5 separate regions of the Homo sapiens genome follow, and all the other regions are linked to region 1. Evidence: chromatin loops called from intact Hi-C (ENCODE). Cell type or tissue: PC-3. All regions are shown on one strand. Region 1 has its middle 28 kb from the start of LINC01038. Region 2 has its middle 64 kb from the start of LINC00382. Region 3 has its middle 20 kb from the start of LINC01080. Region 4 has its middle 76 kb from the start of LINC01080. Region 5 has its middle 110 kb from the start of LINC01068.

The links. A loop is a pair of places that touch in the nucleus more often than their neighbours do. Peaks named below come from ENCODE experiments on the same cell type or tissue, not always from the same donor. Only the 100,000 strongest peaks of a DNase experiment are listed, where the experiment ranks them.
Region 2: it touches region 1 in a loop (4-fold over the local background); 13 of 110 quality-filtered maps call a loop at or near these places.
Region 3: a loop joins it to region 1, with 9 times the contacts of the local background. A loop is called at or near these places in 9 of 110 quality-filtered maps.
Region 4: it touches region 1 in a loop (7-fold over the local background); 2 of 110 quality-filtered maps call a loop at or near these places.
Region 5: a loop joins it to region 1, with 4 times the contacts of the local background. A loop is called at or near these places in 11 of 110 quality-filtered maps.

What each region holds. Positions count from the first base shown.
Region 1 is chr13:79,773,663-79,778,662 of GRCh38, reverse strand. No RefSeq gene overlaps it. Among named protein-coding and RNA genes, the nearest start is that of LINC01038, 28 kb to the left of the region's middle. In PC-3, a CTCF peak has its summit at 2,685 (motif pointing left); a DNase peak (open chromatin) is centred at 2,682; H3K27ac peaks cover 833 bases.
Region 2 is chr13:79,934,433-79,939,432 of GRCh38, reverse strand. No RefSeq gene overlaps it. Among named protein-coding and RNA genes, the nearest start is that of LINC00382, 64 kb to the right of the region's middle. RefSeq lists an enhancer at 1,940-3,139. In PC-3, no CTCF peak of the experiment used is centred here; a DNase peak (open chromatin) is centred at 2,592; H3K27ac peaks cover 3,756 bases.
Region 3 is chr13:80,028,371-80,033,370 of GRCh38, reverse strand. No RefSeq gene overlaps it. Among named protein-coding and RNA genes, the nearest start is that of LINC01080, 20 kb to the right of the region's middle. In PC-3, a CTCF peak has its summit at 2,669 (motif pointing left); a DNase peak (open chromatin) is centred at 2,680; H3K27ac peaks cover 2,000 bases.
Region 4 is chr13:80,084,434-80,089,433 of GRCh38, reverse strand. No RefSeq gene overlaps it. Among named protein-coding and RNA genes, the nearest start is that of LINC01080, 76 kb to the right of the region's middle. In PC-3, no CTCF peak of the experiment used is centred here; a DNase peak (open chromatin) is centred at 2,923; H3K4me3 peaks cover 251 bases; H3K27ac peaks cover 3,412 bases.
Region 5 is chr13:79,677,498-79,682,497 of GRCh38, reverse strand. No RefSeq gene overlaps it. Among named protein-coding and RNA genes, the nearest start is that of LINC01068, 110 kb to the right of the region's middle. In PC-3, CTCF peaks have their summits at 2,836 and 3,038 (motif pointing left); a DNase peak (open chromatin) is centred at 3,037.

The sequences.
Region 1 (5,000 bases):
TTCTAAACTGGAGGAAAGTTAGAGATTGTATCACAGCAAAACCGTTAAATTTGTTCCACTAATTTTCTTAGTGATTCATTCATTCAACAAGTACTTATTGAGAAACTATTACATACCAAACTCTGTTATGGTGTTGGCAAAACTGCAAACTACAAAGAGCAAAATAGTTAATAATGCTGCCCTCATAAAGCTTATATCTTAGAATTATCATTTCGCTCAATAATAAATACAACCGTGTTGAGACTGAAAAGATTGGCGATTTTTCTCTAACAAGGTATATGTAAGGTAAAATGCTGAAGTCTTATGATTAATCTGTGGAGAAAAGAGACATAAGAGACATGTGATGTAGTGCAGAGCTTAATTTGTTGGTGTTTATGGGGGTGTGTGTGTGTGTGTGTGTTTGGGTGGACAAGGGAGGAATTTTAAAATGTGGACTTCAGAAGACATCACAGAGAAGGAATTATTTTGGGGAGAGGTGACTGATCTTGGAGACACTCTATAGTTTTTTCATCCAAAATCACAGCATTGTCTAAAAAGAAAAATTGATTTTCAGAAACCCCTGGGACATTTCCTTTAGGGCCACATGGTTGCAGTTCACCCCACTCAAGGCAAAAGAGAACTGTATCAAGAAGATGCACTGAGTACAAGAAAGTAATAATGAGGACCAAGTCCACGGATAGACGAGGGGCTATTACCAAGGATGCATCTGGAATTTAATCGGTTAGTAAGCACTATTCCTGCTAAATATTGTTTGGTGCATGGATATAGACAAAGTATTACCCAATGACGATACAACCTGGATTTTAAAAAGTAGAAAGGTAGTCTCCTTTAAAAATGTAAGGTGTGACTTGTTACATTTTATACAAGTTTAGAGCAATAATAAAATAATCATTGGGACAAACCCTTATCTTTAAAGATAAGGATTAAAGGATTAAATACAGTATAGTGTATTTTCAAGTGGAAGGACAACAAGGAAGTTCTCTGTAGAAAAGGCCCATCTGTTTGAAGCACTTTCTTTTATTTCTTCACCTTTGCCTTGTATTAGGCTCTTTCCTCTGCATTCCCCTAAAAGTTATGTGATATTTTGTTTTTCAGCACATTCTCGTGGGGTTCTAATATTTTTGCCTAGTAATACAGATTGTAGCTGATTTGATTACACATAACATTTGCTTTTGTAGGTCAATGTCTATGGATCTGTTCTATGCCCTCATCCATCCACCCAGCACACTCAAAAAACAAATCCAAATAAACCAACAACAAATACCTAAAAGATCAACTGCAGACTAGTCCCAAAGGAGGAAATGAACCCTTTGATTTTAATCTTCGATAAATCCCAGTACAAAAGATGTTCCGTTGTTCATACTCAATTTTAATTTTAGCCATGTTATTTCAATATCAAAATATATTTTAAAAAATCAAAATTTATAAATTATTGCCAAGGTTATAGCATGAAAAAGCCATACCTCATTTTTCTAAAATTCTTTAACAGGCATCTATAGGATAGATACATCTATTCCAAACTATTTTTTAGCCATCTGTTTTGATTCAGTGAGTCTTGCTGTTGGCATGCGCTAAAACTTTAGTTCCAAATGTGATGCCATTTTTTTTTTCTCTTTCAAATTGGGTCAATGTAATAAAGGGAAATGACGTTTTCTTCACACAGTAGAAGTAGCCCAACTAAATACTGCACATAAAAATTCTCTTAGGAAATTAAATCAAATAAGTTGTTTTTGAGGAATGGCCAAAGGTCAATATTAAAAGCAGCTCGTCTTCTATCATATGTGGTACTTTAGGAGGTTTATAAAAGTCTAGTGAATAGAGAAGCAGCATTTTAAGTAATCTTCAGAATAAGGAAACACAAAGGCTGGGTCCAGTTGACTGAAATGGGGCTGATGCAATCCACTGTCTCCTCAATGGACTGAGCCACAAGTAATATAAACCATGAAGATAATTGGTGTGATTAGATTAGTCATGCCAAAGTGGAGTTTAGCAGTCACCTATAGACAGCCTGCTAAAGTCCATATTGTTTCAGTTCTCTCCCAATCTAGCAGACTGTTGGAAGGCATTATTAAACACAGGTGTTCCTCATCTAGGAAAACAGGTTAACAAAATTCCAAATTCTCAAAAAAGTTCCTATGAAATAATTCAAACTGGAGTAGAATTTTCCCTGCAAGTTCCCCTTAAAGTATAAACTGCTTTATGCAAGTAAGCATTGTTTGATTTGCAAAAACTTAAATTGTACTAAACATTTCTATGACACATTCATTGTGTAAAACAGATAGTACATGAATCAAAATCTCAACTTTTATTGAATGTTAAGCTCAGAGGAACTGATTTATTCTAGATTACTCTAAGTTCAAAAGCCCATTTTACACAAAATAATGGAGAGCAAAGGATAACCAATCTGACCACAGCAGTCACAAATCTTAAAGATTGAACTCTACCATCATCACATTGCAAACTTTTAAAATATAGAATGTTCAAGCCCCTACACCATTTTTAATCTATATAATGTTGACTGTAGTGTATGAATCCTTCAACAGTCACGATTCAAGTTTGACCTTTCACTTTCTTATCTAGAGAAAATTTCATTTTCAAGTATCCAAGAATATTTAAAGTATTTAAAGTATTTCAAGAGAACTTATGGCACATGTCACCCAAGCTCAACAGCTAACAGTTGCTGCCACCTATAGGCCCAATCTCAAGAGAAAGGGCTGGGGACATGAACAAAGGTTTGCATGTTTCAAAGGCAACAAAGCAAGTTTTTTCCTCATTAAAAATGAAGTTGGTATCCATAAACTTTTGATGCAACTCTCTGAAAAAATGAAATTAGATGTGACAAATTTCACTTGTTTCATCAATGACATGCTATTTAAACCACCTCATAAAGGGCAAGAACTTTAAAGCATCAGCCTTTCTACTCACAAAGCAACCAAAGGAAACAAAATGAAGCAAGTTAGCTAGGTCTTCAGTCACATCTAATTGTGATTTTCATGGCTATATAATCGATATGAAAATGAGTGACAAGGAGATACTGTCTTTTGCACCTACTAGCATGTATCACATGTGACAGTCAGGATTCCTTTAGATTCTCTCCCATCTGGAGATTTTGTGAACTCTTCCTTGTGTCAAATAAAGTAAAAAGAAGAAAAAAAGTGAATCCATATAAAAACTCAGAATTAGATCTCATCCTCGGGATTTCTTTTTTCAGTAAAATGAAGATAAAAATGACTACCTTAAAATTTCATCTTAAAAATTATATTTATGTATGTGTGTATATATATTCATTGAATATGTATATATATATACACTCAATGAATAGCATATAGCAAGTTATAAAAATGTTCATCCTGTTACACTCACTAATTTTGTAATATTCTACAAGTCATTTCATAATTGGACTTTTGTTTTTTCATTTGTAAAATGAAGAGCTTAGACTAAGTAGTTTCTAGATTCCTCCTACACTGAATATTCTAGCATAAGGCATTTGAGTTTGGCATTCTCTCTACCCACGCCAGTTGGACCCATTTCTGTATTTGGGCTAACCTTATGCTGCATGAATGGTTGGAGATCAAGTCCCTCCAGCCACATGTTCCCTCTATAAAAATATTTCAGGACACCAAATAATAGAAGAGAAAAAAGTTATAACTTTTCTTCATATGGCTGATGTCCATTTCAGTATTCTGAAATACAACTATCCCCCTTCTTATAAACTAAATATGGCCCCCCACCAAGAATTCATATGTTGAAGTCCTAACCCCTATTACCTCAGAATGGTACTGCCTTAGAGACAGGGTCTTCAAAGAGGTGATTAAGTCAAAATGAGGTTGTCGGGCGTGTGCCCTAATTCAATTCCTATAAGAAGAAGCAATCCGGACACAGAGAGACACAATGAGTGTGCTCACAAAGAGGAAAGACCACGTGAGGACACTGCAAAAAGATACCAGAAAAAGTATCTACAAGTCAAGAAAAGAGGCTTCAAAAGAATGTAACCCTGCTGACACCGTGATCTTGGATTTCAAGCCTCCAGAACTGTGAGAAAATAGATTTCTGTTGTTTAAGCCACCCAGCCTATGGTATTTTGTCACAGCAACCATAGCAAATTCATACACTCCTTGAACTAACTCTGAGAATTTTTCAACAGTTTGACCCTTGAACAACACTGGTTTGAACTGCAGGGATCAAGTTCAGTAAAAGTTACATGGACTGTCCTGACTCTCCTGTCTCCACTTTCATGTCCTCCCCCTCTTCCACCTCTGATACCCCTGAGACAGCAAAACCAACCCCTCCTCTTCCTCCTTTTCCTCAGCCTACTCAACATGAAAACAATGAGGATGAAGACCTTTAGGATAATCCACTTTCACTTAATGAATACTAAATATATTTTATCTTCCTTCCGATATTCTTAATAATATTTTTTCTCTTCTCTAGCTACTTTATTGTAAGAATACGGCATATAATACTTAGAGCATATAAAATATGTGCTAGTCGACTGTTTATGTTATCGGTAAGGCTTCCAGTCAACAGTAGACTACCAGTAGTTAGGTTTGGGGAGAGTTAAAGGTTATATGCAGATTTTCAATTGTAGGGAGGTCAGTACCCCTAACTTCTGCATTGCTCAAGAGTCAATGGTATTTATGCTCTCAGATTCCTTATATTTAAAATAGAGATAACAGTTTCTTTGAAAGTTATAAGATTAAAAACAATGATTTATATAAATAGCCTACTGTGCATCTAACACAATGCAGTGGCTCAAACATTAATCCTTTTCCTTACTTAGTCCTGCCTCTGCTGTTAAGTGAATAATCTTAGGAATGTAATTTCGCCTATGTTTTCTCTTCCAGTAGCCACCTAGTCTCTGTGTACATTTAATACGACAGAATATTTTTATAAATATTTATATGTAATATATTTTGTGAAACCATATACATTAAATGCAGTTATATTTAACAAAATGTATGTTTAAAATAAAAAATACATATGAAATCAAAACCATCTTA
Region 2 (5,000 bases), 160 kb before region 1:
TCCTTGAAGGGGTAATCTTGAGAGAAAATCCTGGCATTCTAGTCACTTCTTTCAAACATAGCCCTTACTTAAGAACCACAGTGAATTTATGTCTACGGTAAACATGAAAGCCTGTTATGGAACAGGCTTAGGGAAAACTCAAATCAACGTGATCATCATGAGTTTTGGACTTCAGCTGCTCCTAGCCAATGTTTCCAAATTTACGCTGAAACACCATTATAGATCATACAATTTTAGCCTGTTGACGTTTTCTTACCTCTTCTTTTCCCGTTACTTTGTTAAGAATGGAAGTCACTCTTCCTAACAAGAGAGAGAAAATCACCTTGCAAGAAATATAATAATTCAAAACTATTCATTGTAAAATAATTTGACTTTTGATGAGGTTGCAAAAGGCCTGAATTGAACAGATTTCTGACCAGCTCCCACTTTATCTGCTTTCATTAGAAAAAAATTTTTTCCTAATGTTGCTTTTTTATTAAATAGTTCCAAACATAAACTTTAAAACATAAGAATTAAAGAAATCTATATATTTCTAAATCTTCAAGATTTTATTAGTTTAGCAACATATTTGTATGGCTTATCCCCAATGTCTCAATCCAGTGGTGATAAAACTTCTGAAGTCCAAATTGCTTCACAATATGAGTATTTTTTACTCACTTGAAGTAAGCTTTTTTCTAATGCTTCAGGTAGAAAATAGGAACTACTTATAACTTGAGAACAGAAACCAATCTCCTAGTTGTCATTTAGTTCAACATTTTGAACTGATGTTTTTGCTAACTCACTAAATTGTAAGGTGTGAAAGTCACGGAATTTTTGTAAAAATTTTATATTTCTTTAATACTGTGAAAAGAAAACATGCCCAGTTTGCAAACCTCAATCAAGAAGCAAGTTATTTCCTTTAGATAATGCACTACGTATCAGCGCATAAGGGATCAACTCACAATATATAGTCCTGATGCATAATTCTGTATCCCCTAAGCCAGACAGCCAAAACACTTACTTACTCACAGAGAATAGCCAACACAAAAGCCCCTTTTTCCACTTCATGGGTAGGGCCTCATTATGTGCCTTCCTAAATATGGAGGGGAATTGAGGTCCCTACTTCCCTTTATAATGCTATTCAGTGCATTTGTCCAATAACTCATTGTCTCAGAAATTGTCTTGCTCACTTCCTATAGACATTCTCCTGTCTCCTCAGTGACACGTTCGTGGAGATAGACAGACATTCACAGTCGCCTCTTCTGGCTTCTCTGGCTCCACCTTGATGCATTCTTGCCTTATCCCAGACCAGGCCAGGCTCTTGCTCTGGATCTCAAAGGCCCAGGCCACATAAGGGCAGAGCAGCCACGTCAGAGCTGCTCCTGGCACCAAGAAAAATTATTTGCCCCGAGAGGCAAACACAGCCCCAGCAGTGTCCAGAGTATCAATCCCTCTCTTCTCTGTTATAAAAGGCCCTATTGTAGAAACACAAATCATTCAGAGATGGCATGTACAATGTCTAATCACTTAATAGCCACTGGGCACCTACTGGGTATGGGCCCCAAACTAGATACTGTCTGTAACCTATTCACTAGAGGGAGACAGGAAGGAATATGACACAGATTTATATTCATCTCCTGTTCTAGCCCAGTACACCATGGCCAACACACAGCCTTTGAACAAGTAGACAATTACAGCCATAATAGAGATGAGAATATTTTTATCTGTAAGTAGCAAGGTAGGGGATAGAACACAAGCTTGCTATTCACACTGACCTAATTTCGAATCCTGCTTCTATACTTAATCAACTGTGTGGCCTTGGGGAGCTTACTGAATCCCTCTGGGATTCTCTGGCCTTGTTTGCAAAAGGAAAATAATAATCTCTACACCATAAGTGCTGTGAAGAACAATGTAGAAGGTAGAAAGGCCGAAAGCTATGTGAGGTATACAGAGGACACAACAGTATTAATTCCCTTACCCATCTTTTGATTTCTAAATAACTGTCAAGACATTTTATATTCGATATCTTATTATTTGAACCTTATGCAAATCCTACTTGTATGTACTTTAATCTCAGAGATAGAATTTTAGGTCGTTGGATCTCTTTTTGTTTCCCTTTTGGAAATTTGATTGAAAAGATACACTTGTTTTCTCCAATTACCTTAGCTTTGCTCCTTGGCAAGTTTTACAAAACACCCGAAGCCATAAAAAGGGTTAATTTTATTCCAGTGTACCAGATGTCTTCAGCACCTTGACTTTAGTAATGTACTAAGAACAGTAAGTCTTTTTAATGAAAGTGAAAGGTATGCATTGTACTTAAATCTGGAGCTTTCTCCCCTGAAGAAACGCTGCCGCTGGGACTGCATCCCGCCATTTTAGACGGGGTGAGATATGTTTTTGCTTGCGTTTACCCTTCTGCAGTACATTTTCAAGCGACTGCAGTTGGTATCCAAGCAGTTAAAACTACATCAGCACTAATAGCTATGAGCTCATCTTGTATAAAGACATTTTTAGTTAAACACCACAATCTTGGGGGGAAAAACTTAGCGTGCTTAACCAGGCCAGCTTGGAATAGCTCACAATATGACGCATACCACAGGAAACAGAGTGGTATGAGGCACCTACAAAATATTTTTCAAACAAGTCATTGACGCTGTAAGCCCCATGCCTCAGCTTTAGGAAGTCACTTATTAAGAATCAACACCAGCCGTGCCAAGCTAAGCTTTTGCTCTTGGTGATTTTCCAATTGAATATTCAGGGCCCTGTCTCAGTCTTGTTTTCAGGGAAGTACATGCCTGGAATGTTAGCAAGCTATTTGCTGGAAAAAATGCCCACAACAGGCCTAATGTTGATCACATTAATGCGTTTGAGTGGGTATAGAGTGCAAATGATTGAAAATGCTTCCAGATCCCTGTTGCAGGGGACAAAGCAGGCTCTGTTCTCTGATCTGATGGTCATTTTTTTTCCAGTGGAGGATGTGGCGCAGGAAGAGGGAAGAGTGCCAATCTCTGTCTAATGGTTCCAAACAGGCCCTGGGCCTAGCTCTTTGGATGCTGATGAGTGGGAAATGAAACACAGATGGGTCAGATGGGTAAGGAGAAGGGGATTACAGGTCAGGCCAAAGAGTTGGAATAAATTAAGTGCTTATAAGGTACAGAATGGCACATTGTTTAAGTGAATGGACAGGGAAAAAACATTCCTGCATTGTTTGGTCCAGTGAGTGAACTCAACATTCCTCTTCCCAGACCAACCTAGGCCACAGAGATCCCCATCATCAGAATGTATATGAGCAACGAACCAAACTGTGGCCAAATGGTGCCTGAAATATTCTGCTATACCCCAAAGCAGCCAATTTTGTTTTATTACACAGGAGATGTAATTTATTGGGAGAAATGTTTGGGTTCATATGTCAGATCATAGAGAGTCAGATTTGGGGTTCCCTTGGGGATCCGAGGAGAAGGTGAGTAACCACAAATTAATACAGCAGGGAAATAAAGTGACAAAAGAAATGTTTCATTGTGCTTGAAATATTGAACCAATTTCCCCCTTTTTAGCCTTTTAAACCTTTGCTCACAAATCAAAGAGTAGCTCAACTTAAGAGAACTCAGCAGAAGCCTGTCATGCCCAGTAATGACAACAAAAAAGGTGAAGTCCAATGTATCCTTGGTTTTAAGTGTCTTCATGACACAGGGAAAGACAGTAAAAATGACTTTCTGAGGATGTTAGAAAATGATCGAAACTATTAGATAACTAAAAAAGAAAATGCTGATAATCATAATGGATCTGTCCATTTTGTGTTCTAGGTGTGTTAGAAAAAATCATGAAATCCCAAAGTGTATACAAACCTGATTATTCAGCATTAGGTAATTATAGGACAGGGTGGGTGAATTGTGTTTACTTGAAGGCACAAAACTAATAGAATGTTAAGGGCAGAAAGTGTTACATAAAGAAGAGCTAAAGTTGCAGTTGCCAAAAAAATTAGAAAGTTCTAAAGCTTGGAATTGATGGTTTGTTATTTTTTTCAGTATGACAGAAATTATTTTCAGAAGCTTATTTTCATACCAACCATGTTTCCATTTTATGGACTTGACCTTTACTGGAATATCCCACAGGCAAAACTGGAGACAGTGGTTGTCTGTAATCATCAGGGATGCTCATGCTTCAAGTATTAAGAGTGCCTGTTTATCAATTGGTGTGTTACAACTCCAGAGACTACAGGGAGATCATTTCAACTAATGAGTATAGAAAGTCTTGATGCAGCATATCTTTCAAAGGCTGGTAATTTTCACTGTTGTTAATTTTAGTAAATTGGTTCAGTGAGCAATATCAATTATATGTATATATCATCTTATTTTCTACAGTCTATGACTTCAAAACTAATAGCTGTATTACTTGTAATTTAAATATTTTATCTTTTCTCCTGACCTCCTCCCCTTCAAAACCTTTATTATGCTAATGCTCTGAGTCTTGAGAAGGGGATCCAGGAATAAATGACCAATTCTTTTTTTCTTTTAATTTTATTTTACTTTAAGTTCTGGGATACGTGTGCAGAACGTGCGGGTTACATAGGTATACATGTGCCATGGTGGTTTGCTCCACCTATCAAACCGTCATCTAGGTTTTAAGCCCTGCATGGATTAGGTATTTGTCCTAATGCTCTCCCTCCCCTTGCCCTCCACCCACTAAGAGGCCCCGGTGTGTGATGTTCCCCTCCCATGTGTTTTCATTGTTCTACTCCCACTTATGGGTGAGAACAGGCGGTATTTGGTTTTCTGTTCCTACGTTAGTTTGCTGAGAATGATGGCTTCCAGCTTCATCCATGTCCTGCAAGGACATAAACACATTCTTTTTTATGGCTACATAGTATTTGATATGTATATGTGCCACATTTTCTTTATCCAGAAATGACCAATTCTTAAAGCAAATTTGAGAAACAACCATAATACAAGCATCAATATTAAGAGTTTGAGGGCCAGGCCTGTAATCCCAGCACTTTGGGAGGCTGAAGCGGGTGGGAGGCT
Region 3 (5,000 bases), 250 kb before region 1:
TATCATATTGTGACTAGGATATAAAGTTATAGTAATGTTTTAAGTGTTGTGATTCTGAAGTTTTATATTTGAAATAAAAACATAGTAGTTAGTCCAAGAACTCTACATGTGAAGATTAGTATTGCAGAGTAGCCATTTAAAAATGTACATAGGCCAGGCACAGTGGCTCACACCTGTAATCCCAGCATGTTGGGAGGCCAATGCGGGCGGATCACTTGAGGTCAGTAGTTTGAGACCAGCCTGGCCAACATGGTGAAACCTCATCTCTACTAAAAATACAAAAATTAGCTGGGCATGGTGGCGCATGCCTGTAATACCAGCTACTCAGGAGGCTGAGGCAGGAGAATCACTTGAACCCAGGAGGTGGAGGCTGCAGTGAGCTGAGATCAAGCTGCTGCACTCCATCCTGGGTGACAGAGTGAGACCTTGTCTCAAAAAAGAAAAAAAAATGTACATATGTTTTTTAAAAATAAAATTTATTTTATTTCAAATATAAAAGAGTAATGATTGAATATAGAATTTTCTGAAAATTTGGAAAATTTGACTTAAAAACATTTACTCAGTCTCACTAGAAAGACAACAAATATTAATATTTTATTGCATTTTTAGTCTTTTAAGCATCTTCTATATAATTTTGATACATAAATTTTACTATAATTTTTTACAGTGCTTCTTTTACTAAATATTATGTTTTTCCATTATTAGAAATAACCATTAGTATATTTAATGTCTACATGCATAGACTGAATGTACCACAGTTTACTTGAATTTCTTTTTATGGCCAAGTGCTTTGTTTCCGCCTTTTCTCCATATTCTAAATAGCACTAAAATGAGCACATTTGTACACAAAAGTTTCCCTGTATTTAACATGATTTTCTTTGAATAGATTCTTGGATTTAAAATTACCTGTCTCAGACTTGGAAATTTAAGACCCCTTCTACACACTGTGAAATTATTTTCCAAAGAAGCTATAACGTTTTTCTTTCCTGCTAACAAAACACTATCTCCAGTATTGAATATCCTAAATTAATTTTTAATCTCTGCCAATTGGATAAGTAAAAATTTAGATCTTGTTTTAATGTGCATTTTGTTGTTTACTAATAAATTTTTTTCATGTTGGCTGATGAAATATATTTTCTCTTATATGCATTTGACTTTCAATTCTGTTCATTTTCAATTGAGATATTTACATTTATTTATGAAAAATATGAACACGCATTTCTGAGAATTAATAAAATAAAATAAAACCTAGAAACATAAAACATCTTAGCTGGTCTGGGAGAACCAAGTGTTATAGGTATAGAATAACTTATGCTTTCCAATTTTCACCTTTTGGAGCCCAGACAGTTCAGTATTGTGTTTGAGAAAGATAATTCCAAAGTAAAACAATCATAATATTAGGATAAATAACACCATTTAACCTAAATCTTTCCCAGGGTAAGTGCAACATCAAAGATGTGGCCCGTTTAAAGGCAATTGCCCTCAAATGGAAGATGTATGGTCAACATCAAAAAGTTTGGGTTCTTTCCTCAAGTGATCAACCTGCAAATGGGAAGGGGGCAACATGTTTAGTGGCAAACATGCTAAATAACTGCTTCACCATTTCCCAAGTATTTACAGACCACTGGAATGGACACATCTGCCAGTTCATAGTTAAGTAAAGCAAGTTTGACTCAAAGAAAGCAAGTTTGGTGATCTTTGTAGACTTTCAAATTTCCTTCATCTTGGAAAAAGTGATTGACAAAGGAAGTGTCAAAAAGGTCAATGAACTACCTGGATATAAACTGCATCTGGAAACCCCTTTTTTCAAGATTTATCCATTGGAGGAAGTGCTAGGTATTGGTTAACGGGACAGTTGATCTCCTAGGCTGTTGACGAAGGCCATAAATGTATGCTTATTATTCTTATTCTGTCAACATCTTTTGACATCTCTGTATGACTAATCATAGATCAGCCACAGAGAAATATAAAGTAAATGACTCCCTTTCCCTAAAGTTCAGAAACTCAAGATGCCTAGAAATTGAATTTCTTGACAGTTTAGTCCTTTTGCTGTTCTTTCTCAAGAAGTGTGGGATAATTGATGCTAAACAGACCTATAAATATTTGGTGTGTTTGTGTGTGTGTGTGTGTGTGTGTGTGTAAAATAAGACGCCATAGTGATGTTCTATATGACACTCTAATTTATATTAGAAAAAAATAACATATTTTAGAAAAAAGCAATTTTATCACGCACAAATTTAATGTCCATGTTTCTGTATCTATTTTGTTTGTATCAGTGGTATAATATTTCCCTTAGAAAGGTGAAACCTGTGCCTAATAAGAAGAAAACAATTACTTCATAAAAAATACAATGCCAGAACTCTGCTAACATTCAACTATCTATGTGTAGTATAGAAGTGTTTGTGTGTAGCTATCCTAACATTTCTATCCCCTTTTCCAGCATGACAAGCAGGAGGTAAACAAAAATTTAAAATAGAAACTCTGACTTCTCGTTTGGCCATCCCTTCTGCCAGCTCTCCTGTTTACTAGTAGTTTCTGGTCTCCAGAGAATCTGACCAGCATTGGTTTCCAAAAGCGTATACCTTTAAGGCAGCAGTTCTTCCCCAAAGGCAACTTTGCCCCCAGGGGCATTTGGCAAGATCTGGAAACAATTTTTTATGGTCTATGGGGTTGTGACTGGCACCTAGTGGGCAGAGGCCAGGAATGCTGCTTAACATCGTACAGTACACAGGACAGCCCACAACAACAGCATATCCAGCCCAAAATGTCAATAGTGATGAAGCTGAAAAACCCAGTGCATGAGCCACAGTGAGGACTCTGTGCAAAGACAAAACAAATGAAAGGAAAATCATTAGACAGTTGACCACTCCCCTGCCACAGTCTAGAAAACAATTCATTTGGGTGGGAAGGGAGACAGGATAAATAGTAGGAAGCAAATTGAACAGAGATAGCCTTGGAGTTCTGAGGTGAAGTGTCCTCCCTCCATCTCCTTCCTTGTCTCCCAGGTTGGGGTTTCAGAAAGAAAGAGGATAGTTTTGTGTTTTGTGCAGTCAGATAGGACCACAAGGAGATGATAATTGCTGTGCCTCAGCACGGAAGCAACAGGAAGGTATGGGTTAGCCAGGCCTGGTTAGGAACAAGTTTAGAGAATGCCATTTCTGAAAGGGACTTGTGGATGGGAACAAGAGATATCTCAGAGGCTACCTGTGTAAGCCAGTGACTGAGGATTAAATGGGATCCTACCTGAGTACCTAGGTACCTCTGTAATGCTCCTTGATCACGGATACAACCCTGGAAAAGGGGAGTTGACAAAATTGGCTTTCTCCTGGTCCCAGGTAAGGGAGGCTGAAACAAATTTGATTTATTAAGTGTATGGCTTGCATTTCAGAGACTATGGTCTGAGATTAGTGCATGCTGCAAGTAGAAGTTCTTATCTGAATTGTCCAAATAAATTTTAAATATATGTCTGTCTTAAATAACTCAACCAAAAGCAATTTTCTTTTTCATTTTGTTACATTTAATTAGAACAGGTATTAAACCTTCAACGTGATATTGGTGTTTGATTTTGTGATCCCTCCTCTTCCATCGCCAAAAGGATTTTATAATTCTACTCTGTTTTTTGTGTACCAGGGCCTAGTATCTTAACTGAAGACCATCTAGTGGGTTTAAAACCAGGACTGAGTATAAAATATCTGGTTCAAACACATTTCAAATATCAAATTGTTATAGTATTAAGGAAAACTTAGTTGTGAAAAAAGTCATTATCTAGTGTGACAAGCATAGCTTTTGAGTATTTGGTCTGGCTGGTCTTAAAAAATAATAAAAAAAGAAATGCAAGATTATGTAACAGCCTGTCACAGACACCTTTGTTAACTAAAGCCAGTATTATCTTTCAAGGGTGTCACAGTTCTATTGATTTGAGTCCTCACCCAGAAACCTAGGGAATTTACCCAACTGTTCATCAAGGATTCTGGACACCATTATCAAAGGAAAAGGACATGTGTTGACAGAGGAACACCTGCTGCCAGCCCGGCAACAATCCAATGTTTGTGCACCAACCCAAAGCAAGAGGAAGGCTTTGTTTCCACAGCACATCTACTTCACTGTCCGCTTTGGGGGCAAGCTGCTCCTGTGGGTGGGGTGGGTCTTGTCTCCCTCTTTTAGGTACCAATTTGTTTATTTGCTTTCTCTAAATCATTTTGTGAATCCTTTTCTCTCATTGGAGACTAGATGTTAAGAAGAAAACCTGGAAATTCTCTTCTTTCCTCAGTAAGGATAATTATTTATCAGGCAGTCCTTGTTACTATACTCACCTGCCATAAATACAGGTTGGCTTGGGGCTAACAGTGACATCTACTCTGGTTTCCTTCCAACAAACTTACATCAGGATCGGGTATCCTTCCCCAAAGTGTCACTGCTTAGGGCTAACTCTTTGATAATGCCCCTGTTTACTTCTTGAGGCACTGGGACATATTATATAAATTAAATGAGTAAAAACATTATCCTGTTATAAAGATATTTCTTGGAGTTCAGAAATAACAAATTTCAACAGAGCTCAAAGATACATAAAACCATTTCAAATCTACAGGTTAATCTCTTCTCCATCGATAGTATTTTGTCTTCCTACACAGCCTGGAATTGCTGGAAATGTGCCATGTTTTCTTCGCTCAGATTATATAGAAATTGCTTTACTGTTTCTTCTGGAAACTCATTCCCATCTTTGACATGTCAAAGTGAAAGAGATTAAAGTGATTCCTGATCTGCATAGAACTTTATCTAGCATTAGCCTTGGCCTTTACAGAAATTTTCTACCTAGTTGGAAGTCACCATTATTTTACAAGAGTGGTATCATCATAAAATGTCCTTTACAGAGGAAAAGAATGTTAGAAGGACCTTAAATAGACACTCAGGAGAAATATTACGACACAGAGGAGGAGATAATATTGAGCAGAGGCTTCACAATTGTCTTTGTAGTTCTGACAAGTTATTAAAGTTAAATA
Region 4 (5,000 bases), 310 kb before region 1:
CCACACATCTACAACCATCTGATCTTGGACAACTGGACAAAAACAAGCAATGGGGAAAGGATTTCCTATTTAATAAATGGTGCTAAGAAAACTGGTAGTCATGAGCAGGAAACTGAAACTGGAACCCCTCCTTACACCTTTTACAAAATTAACACAAGATGCATTAAAGACTCAAATGTAAAGCCCCAAACTATAAAAACCCTACAAGAAAACCTTGGCAATACCATTCAGGACATAGGCACGGGCAAAGATTTTATGATGAAATTGCCAAAAGCAATTGCAACAAAAGCTAAAATTGACAAATGGGATCTAATTAAACTGAAGAGTTTCTGCACAGCAAAAGAAACTATCATCAGAGTAAACAGGCAACCTACAGAATGGGAGAAAATTTTTACAATCTACCTCTTTGGCAAAGGTCTAATATCCAGAATTTACAAGGAACTTAAACAAATTTATAGGAATAAAACAACCCCATCGAAAAGTGGGCAAAGGATATAAGCAGACACTTCTCAAAAGAAGACATTTATGTGGCCAACAAACATATGAAAGAATGCTCAACATTACTGATTGTTAGAGAAATGCAAATCAGATCCCACAGTGAAATACCAGCTCACACTAGTCAGAATGGCGATTATTAAAAAGTCAAGAAACAACAGATACTGGTAAGGCTGTGGAAAAACAGGAACACTTTTACTTTCTTAGTGGGAATGTAAATTAGTGTAATCATTGTGGAAGACAGTGTGGCAATTTCTCAAGGATCTAGAACCAGAAATACCATTTGACCCAGAAATCCCATTACTGGTTACCCAAAGGAATAGAAATCATTCTATTATAAAGATATATGTACACGTATGTTTATTGCAACACTCTTCACAATAGCAAAGACATGGAACCAACCCAAATGCCCATCAATGATAGACTGGATAAAGAATATGTGGTAAAAGGCCGGGTGTGGTGGCTCACGCCTGTAATCCCAGCACTTTGGGAGGCTGAGGTGGGCTGATCACCTGAGGTCAGAAGTTCGAGACCAGCCTGGCCAACATGATGAAACCCCATCTCTACTAAAAATACAAAAATCAGCTGGGCGCAGTGGCAGGTGTCTGTTATCCCAGCTACTCGGGAGGCTGAGGGAAGAGAATCACTTGAACCCGGGAGGCGGAGGTTGCAGTGAGCCGAGATCATGCCATTGCACTCCAGCCTGGAAAACAGGAGTGAAACTCCATCTCAAAAAAAAAAAAAATGTGTTACGTATACACCATGGGATACTGTGCAGCCATAAAAAGGAATGAGATCATGTCCTTTGCAGGAACATGGATGGAACTGGAAGCCATCATCCTCAGCAAACTAGCACAGAAACAGGAAACCAAACACCACATGTTCTCAGTCATAAGTGGGAGGTGAACAATGAGAACACATGGACACAAGAAGGGGAACGACACACACTGGGGCCTGTCGGGGTGGGGATGAGGGGCAGGGGAGCATCAGGACAAATAGCTTATGCATAAGGGGCTTAAAACCTAGGTGACAAGTTGATAGGTCCAACAAACCATCGTGGCACACATATACCTATGTAACAAACCTGCATGTTCTGCACAAGTATCCCAGAACTTAAAGTAAAAACAAACAAACAAAAAACCTATAGAGAAAGTAATATATCACTATAATATTACTATTTTAAAAATCAGTTATAAAATAAGACATCTTTTGAAAGGGTTAATACATTTGATATTTCATTATTGAAGGCTTACTCTACACCCTGGCATTTTCTTGTAGGTGCTGGAAAAGATAGGCTGCAAAAGATAGGCTTGCACCATGAAGCTCTAACTCCATTAGAGAAGACACACATTTAGCCATCACAAGGTGGTATGGACACTTAAAGGTCTCCATTTACTTGATCAAAAAGTCTAGGAGAGGGGTCAGCAAACTAGACTTTCTTTCCATAAAAGGCTGGATAGTAAATATCGTAGGCTTTGGTGCCACATAGACTATGACAACTACTCAACTCTACCTTCATATTTTGAAAGCACTCATAGACAATGTTTAAACAATTGGCATGTTCCAATAAAACTTTATGGACACTGAGCTTTGAATTTCCTATACAGTTTCCCACCGAATAACAATGTTTGGGTCAAGAAGGGACTGTATTATACAACAGCGATCTCATAAGATTATAACGAAGTTCAAAAATTCTTATCACCCAGTGTTTACCATACTTTTAAAATTTATTTTATAGTCTATTCCTTCTACTTATTTTAAAAGTTAACTGTAAACAGTCCCAAGCAGGTCGTTCAGGAGAAGGTATTCCAGAGGAAGGCATAGTTATCATAGGAGATGACAGCTCCATGCGTATTATCGTCTCTGAAGGCCTTTAGTGGAGCAAGATGTAGAAGTGGAAGGCAGTCACAGTGATGATCCTGACCCTGGGCAGGCCTAGGCTAATGTATGTGTTTGTGTCATAGTTTTTAACAAAAGCCTTAAAAAGTTAAAAATAGAAAAACGCTTATAGAAAAGGGATATAAAGAATAAAACTATTCTTGTTCAGCAGTGCAATGTGTTTGCATTTTAAGCTAAGTGTTATTACAAAAGAATCAATAAGTTAAGATTAAAAAGTTTATAAAATAAAATAGTTATAGTAAGCTAAGGTCAATTATTATTGAAGAAAGAAAAATACTTTTGTATAAATTTAGTGTAGTTTCTGTATACAGTGTGTATAAAGTCTATCATAGTGTACAGTAATGTCCTAGGCCTTCACATTCGCTCACCACTCACTGACTCACCCAGAGCACCTTCCAGTTCTGCAAGCTCCATTCCCAGTAAGTGTCCTATATAGGTGTATTATCTTTTACCTTTTATGCTGTATTTTTACTGACCTCTCTTATGTTTAGATACATAAATACTTACTATATTATGGTTGCCTATAGTATTTAGTACAATAACATACTGTACAGGTTTGTAGTCTAGGTGTGTAGGAGGCTGTCCCATCTAAGTTTATGTAAGTACACACCCCAATGTTTGCTCAATGGTGAGATCACCTAATGATGCATTTCTCAGAATATATTCTTATCGTTAAGAGATGCATGACTGTACTTTGCGTATATCATAAAATCTTTTCCTTCTGATTCTTTTCAACCATTTAAAAATGTAAAAATCATGCTTTGCTGATAGTCACAGGGCATTAGAGAAGATCTAAGGAAAGAGCATCTAAACTGAGAGCTGGGGAGAAGTAAAATTAATCAAGGGCAAGTTTGGAGGAGGGGTGAATTAGAGCATACTCCTAGTTGAAGTTCCCTGAGGAGCAATAGAAAAATTTGCACAAAAGGCCAGCTGTGATGGCTCACACCTGTAATCCCAGCACTTTGGGAGGCAGAGGTGGGTGGATAGCTTGAGGTCAGGAGTTTGAGACCAGTGTGGTCAATGTGGCAAAACCCCGTCTCTGAAAATACAAAAATTAGCCAGGCGTGGTGGTACATGCCTGTAATTCCAGTTACTCGGGAGGCTGAAGCAGGAGAATTGCATGAACTTGGGAGGCAGAGGTTGCAGTGAGCTAAGATCATGCCACTGCACTCCAGCCTGAGGGACACAGCAAGACTCCGTATCAAAAAAAAAAAAAAAAAAAAAAGTTCACTCTGTTGAAGCTTTCTACCCTTAATAAAAGCAGTTCAGGATATACATAGCAAGGGGAAACTTTTTTGTAACTTTCAAATCACACAACACATGTGACCACCTAAGTTGACTACCAGGAAGACTGGACTGACTATATACGCTGAGTGTAATTTTCATTGTATTGCATTTGCCTGAAGGCCTGTGAAAGCCACAAATGATTACCTTATTTTCTTGCTACTTTGGCAAAGCAGATATATTAGTGCAGAAAATATGAGATCACAAGTGTGTGTTCATTTAACAATGCTTTGGCAATATAAGTTCCAGTTGTCCTTTAGCTCCATTGGTACAATTTTTTGTAACATTGGACAAGTCACTTTCCTTCCTTTACGTCTCCATTGGTACCCGCTAAGTAAAACCAATATCTACCATCAAGTCCACCATAGTTATCCTAAAGCACACAAAATATTCTGCCATGCATATCAAAAGAAAATCCTCAATTTTAGAGACACTAGATAAGTATGTATCTAAGAGTAAACATTCATATTGTACAAAGAATAAATTAATTCAAATTCTGATTTTAAAAAAATTCCTGGAGGATGGCTTGAGGCCAGGAGTTTGAGACCAGCATTGGCATCATGGTAAGACTCCCATCTCTACAAAAAAAAAAAAAAAAAAATTAGCCAGGCATGAGGGCATGTGCCTGTAGTCCTAGCTACACAGGAGGTTGAGGAAGGAGGATCACTTGATCCCAGGGGTATAAAGCTATAAGCTATCATCGAGCCACTGAATTCTAGCCTGGGCAACAGAGTGAGATCCTGTCTCTAAAAAATTAAATTAAATTAAAAAATTAAAAGTTACTGAGTGTGGTGTTGTATATTTGAAAATACGATATGGTTTTCACTATTTGGCTGCTCTCAAAACACGTGCATTTGGAAGCCATGGTTTTTTCAGTTTCTTTTTAAACTGATGTGGAAAATAAAGTAGATTAATAACATTCAATTTTAATCAATATCAAATTTGTTCCATGTGCTAAAATGCAAGATAATCTAGCAAAAAATAGTGAGCATGTATTTGGTGCTGGGTTCAATACTTGAGTGGAGATAAGGCAAAAAGATTTTCCTGCTAATCAAGCCAGCACTGTGTGCTTGCAATATTAATTTAACATAACCACAGTAACTAAAGTGTTAAGTGCTATCAAGGGTTTGAATCCACAAAGGTTAGTAAATAAATAAATAAAGCAGCCCTTCTGCTCATTAGGAAGCCATCCAAAGCCCGGAAGAGAGAATCAAGTTCCTAATTTATGAGTCAGCCACTTAAAAAAAAAAAAAAAAAAAAAAAAAAAAAAGAGTCAAAGCTAACACACTCATTCCAACAGCTTTTCCCATGCTGGTCTTTCT
Region 5 (5,000 bases), 96 kb after region 1:
TTCTCTCTCAAGATGCTCACCCTTGGAACCCAGTCACTATGTTGTAAGAAAACCCAGGCCTCATGGGGGCCCATGTGTATATGTTTGGCAATGGTCTCAATCATGGTCTCAGCCAACAGCCAGCACGAACCATCAGACATGTGGATAAGCAAACTTCAGATGATTCCAGCTTCCACACTTCAAGCTGCCCCAGCTGAGGCCAAGTTGGAGAGAAACAAACTATCACCAACAAGCCTGCCCAAAATGCAGATTAACAAACAAACAAAATGTCATTTTTTAAGCCATTCACAGTTTTGAAAAATAACTGATTTTGGAACTCATCACAAAAATTATTTTTCTTTCTCCCACACCAGGAACACAAATATCTCTGTCACAACCTACGTTTATAGGAACTATTGCCTACTTAGATGAAGAAAAATTAGACTTTTCTATGAGGGTCCCCTACCCTAGAAATTCATGAGGATCATCTACCCCACACAATCTCCCAACCCTTGCCACAGTTGAAAAGAGTAATTCTATTTTTGAAAACAATATGCTCCTTGAGTATAATTAAATGTAACATGATTTGGGTGAGGTTGGGACTGAGGCTCAAAAAGCCACAGTATGAGGTCAGTCTCACTCCACACACTGCAGTACCACAGTGCTTGTGTTCAAATGATCCTTCTTTTACTTAATAATGGCCCCAAAGCACAAGAGTAATGATGCTGGCAAATCGGATATGCCGAAGATAAGCCAGAGAGTGCTTCCTTTAAGTGAAAATGTGAAAGTTCTCATCTTCATAAAGAAAGAAAAAGAGATTGTATGCCGAGGTTGCTAAGATCTACAGTAAAATAAAATATTTTGATAGCGATAGAGACCACATTCACATAATTACCATATATTAAAATTGTCCTATTTTATCATTATTGTTAGTATTGTACTATGCCTAATTTATAAATTAAACTTTATCATAGGTATGTGCATATAGGAAAAAAAAAAACATAATATATATAAGGTTCAGTACTATCTGTGGTTTCAGACATCCCCTGGGGATCTTGGAATATATACCCTGCAGATAAGAGGGACTACTGTATAGATAAAAGTTATAGACGAAAGTGGAACAGGATAAAGAAGGTTGGGGTGGTAGGAAGAGCAGCTTGCAATTTGAAACAGGGTGCCCAGGGCTGGCCTCTATGGCAGGATAGCATTACAATAAGACTTGAGGGAAACAAGGCATTTCACCATACCTGGAATGTTGTGGTCACATGTGAGTAGAGTGCAGTGAGTGAAAGGTGAGCCATAAGAGGTGAGATCAGATTTGCAAAGACCTTTAGGTCTTCATAAAGACTTTGTCTTTGATTAGGAGTGAAATCAGGATCCCCTGTAAAATTTTCAGCCAAGGAGTGACAAGATCTGACAGCCAGAATCACTGGCTGCAATGTCAACAAATAGACTGTGGGGAGCAATGGTAGAGGCAGGGAGATCAATCCAAGGCAATCACAGTGATCCATGTAAGAGATGGTGGTAGTTTGTCAACAGTAGTAGCAGTGGGTAAGTGAAAAGCAATGACTCTGAGTATGTTTGGAAAAATATAAGAAGAAAAAAGTGCTTCTTTACTGATCCAAGAGAGAGATGAGCTGTGAGTGAGAGTTCTAAGGTGGTGGCAAAAGGCAATATAGAAAGCCCAAGGAGGACCAGTTCCACCATATAGGTGGTCTCAATGGAGCATGAAATGTGCAGTACCCCAGTAAAGCAAGCACCAGTGCAGCAAAGACCTGGAGCTGGTTGTCCCAGAACTCCACAGGGAACATTAGCAGAGAAACCAGGCACACACAGCTGTTGAAAATTCTTATCCTAAGCACTGTTTGCTAAAATTAATTATATAATTTGGAAGGTCTGGCATGATGCTGTCTGTCCTGAATTCTATATTAAAACTATTAATTCAGGTTCCCCAATGGCAAAACCTCAAAATTTCATTGAGTTAATTTTTGTAGCTTATATGTTTTAATTTCACTTTAGCCAAGCACATAAAAGTATAGAAAACAAAACATTAAAGACCAGGATAAACTGCAAAACAGAAATTGAAAACTTCAGAATACACATCAGCCCTGGTAAGCATGTTCCTTGTCACAGTCTAGCTTCCAGCTTCCATTTTTGGGGTCTCTTTCTTTAACCTTTAAAAGATGCAGTAGCAGCATTGGCTTAAAGTTGTAATATATTGAGATCTCCCCTTAGATGTGTGGCAGGTATTTACATTTGGGGAAATATTTTCATTTAATATCTATCTTATTAATAAGATGAGGTTGTAATCTCCATGAAGCTCTGTGGACTTGTACATTAATACAAAGATCTCCTGAGACAATGTATTCCCATGACACAGTTTTCCACTGTTTTGTTCTCTACCCAGCCAGAGAGGTAGTCAGAACCTTGTTTCTCCAAACATCTATGATTAAATAAAGAAGAAAAAATGGGGAGCTAGAAAAGAAGGGTAGACACCATATTTGTCTTACTGATTCCTTTTCCCTTCCCCAAGAAAAAAGAGCCAACTGACACTTTTCTCCTAAATCTCCAGCAACTGTCAGACTAAAATTGTTAATGTTCCAAAAAACTTGTTTTGATAGATGAAAACATTTCAAGAATACCTTTAAATTTTTGATAAATTTCACTTAAATGGATTATACCTAGAGGGGGAAAAATGGCTAAGTGGGTTTATTTCCATCTTTAGAATTAACATTCTCCAAACAGAGAATTTGTTTTCCATTTTTTCCTCCCTCCATAGTCGTGCAGTCATGCTTCTATATTAATATTTCTTTTCATAATATGTCTGTAATGCTTTCACCACTCTTTGGTATCTTCCTTGATACCACTGCTTCCCTCTTTACCCTGAAATCACAGGGGTAGTCCTAGATCTGACTTTTGTACCTATTCTTTCCCCTTCACTCTGCCTGCCAAATTAATCTTCCTAACACATTTTTGGTAGGTCACTACCCTGCTCTGAAACCTTCCATAATTCCCAAGTACCTACAAAACTAAGCCTAAAAGCTTTACGTAGCTGCCCCCTAGTGGCCATCTTCTGACTCACTGTCCTGGACTCAGTCCCTACAAGCTGCCGAGAATGTTTTCCATTCAAGGTGGAATGGCTTTTTATGTTCTAAAGGGAGGCAAGGGTGGGAAATTAAGAAGGTAGAAAGAAGCCTTTACTATCACAGCTATGGCAAAGAACACAAAAGGGGAATAATCTCGTGCTTCCAAGGAGGCATTTGTCTTACCAAGAGCTCCTGTAGAAAGAGCTCCACATGTTAAGAATACTCTTCTGCATTATTTCCACCTTTGATGACTACGCCAACAGTGGAATTTTCTGTACAAAGCATAAAAAAAAAACGCAATACCTGATTTACAACCTAGTTGGTCCCCTGACCTTATTTCCTAAAGGCACAATGTTGTAAATCAAGACTCCACTCTTGGACTAGACCATAACATAAAAATAGCAAAATTGATCAGAAAATACACTTTTAAAAACACAAAATTTGCCTTTACAAATATTAAGAATGTAAAACAAATATTTAATGTCACTTCTCAAATGTTCCTTTGGGGTATATTTTTCTTTCTGTGGTCTGGACAAGCTAAAGTGTCTTAAGTTGTAAGTGCAAAAGGGTTTTAACGTGAACTATTTTGGTCTCAGTCTCAGCTGAGGTCTTAATACAAGGAAATGCCAGTTACTCTGACATTCAAAAATATAATCCCATATCACTTAGGCAGAATTAGCAAAGGAAGTGGGTAAAAACCAGGTTGCACCATTGACCCCTCAAGCCTATTATAAGGTGTAAAAAGGTTAAATTTGAAGAGCCAAAAGGAATTGGAAATGAGAGAGAAGATTTCTTTGAAGACAGCTGTAGCTGTGTGGGGTCTCCACCCACCCACACTTTGAGAGTGGAGTGGGAGCATCAGGTTGTCTCCTAACTTAAAGCCTAATTAAAAGGGGTTTACAAAGATCACTTAGAGAGCTTGAAATGTGTCCCCTGAAGTTTGAAAAACAGAGTGGACCTGTGTATCTGACTCATACCTGAGTACTCTAAAAGACAAGGGTCTGGTTGGGGCACAGAGAACAAACCGTAGTTTGAAAAATAATCTCATTCTTTGGACAGAGAGTCTCAGATGTGCATTTCTCATACACTAAATGTGAGTCATGAGCAAGCAAGTGGAAGAGAAGTTATCTTAGATCCTGTGCAACAGAGCCTCTGGGAGGAGCAAAGAAACATCAAAGGAAAGATGCTGGAGGAACCGCTAGCATTCTTGGGAAATGACAACTGAATCCCAATGATCATGAAAGAGGATGCATGCACCCACACTGAAGAAACTGCATGTATAAGATCCAATGCAATGGCAGGGGACAGAGAGGATGTCTCCCAAGAACCCAAGTGCCCCTGAGATGCCACCATGGTCAAAGTAAACCTTTATCATGTCTGAGATGTTTAAGAACACTTCCTTCTGCCCTTCTACCTCTCCTTTCTCCCTTCAGTTAACTGTAGAAAAACCAATCCCGGGACAAAGGGAGAGGAGCAGAGGCACTAGGCATGGAAATACACAAGGTAGCCGTGCCCCTTAATCCCACTGCATTTGACTAGACATATTTCTGAACTTAGACATTTGGTGATTAAAAGCTACTAGGAGGATTTGTATTTTTGACAAAAAAAAAAAAAAGTTATGAGTCTACATTTTATTTGAAAACAGAAAAAAAATAACATTCCAATTGTATTAGGGTTCATGAATAGTAAAATACTGGTGGTAGGATACTTGTCATGTAATTTAATTACATTTTTGTGTTTCAAAAATTCCTTATTTTTCCATTTGAGTAAGATCTACATAATTCAAGAGTAAATACTTTATAGTTGCTTCTTGTTATTATTCCAGATATTTTATAACACAAGAATTTATCTACTGTAAAATTAAGGAAAAAATGCTAGTCAACTAAAACAGTTATTTTAATATATATCAATTATGAATAACTCACGCAATGAATC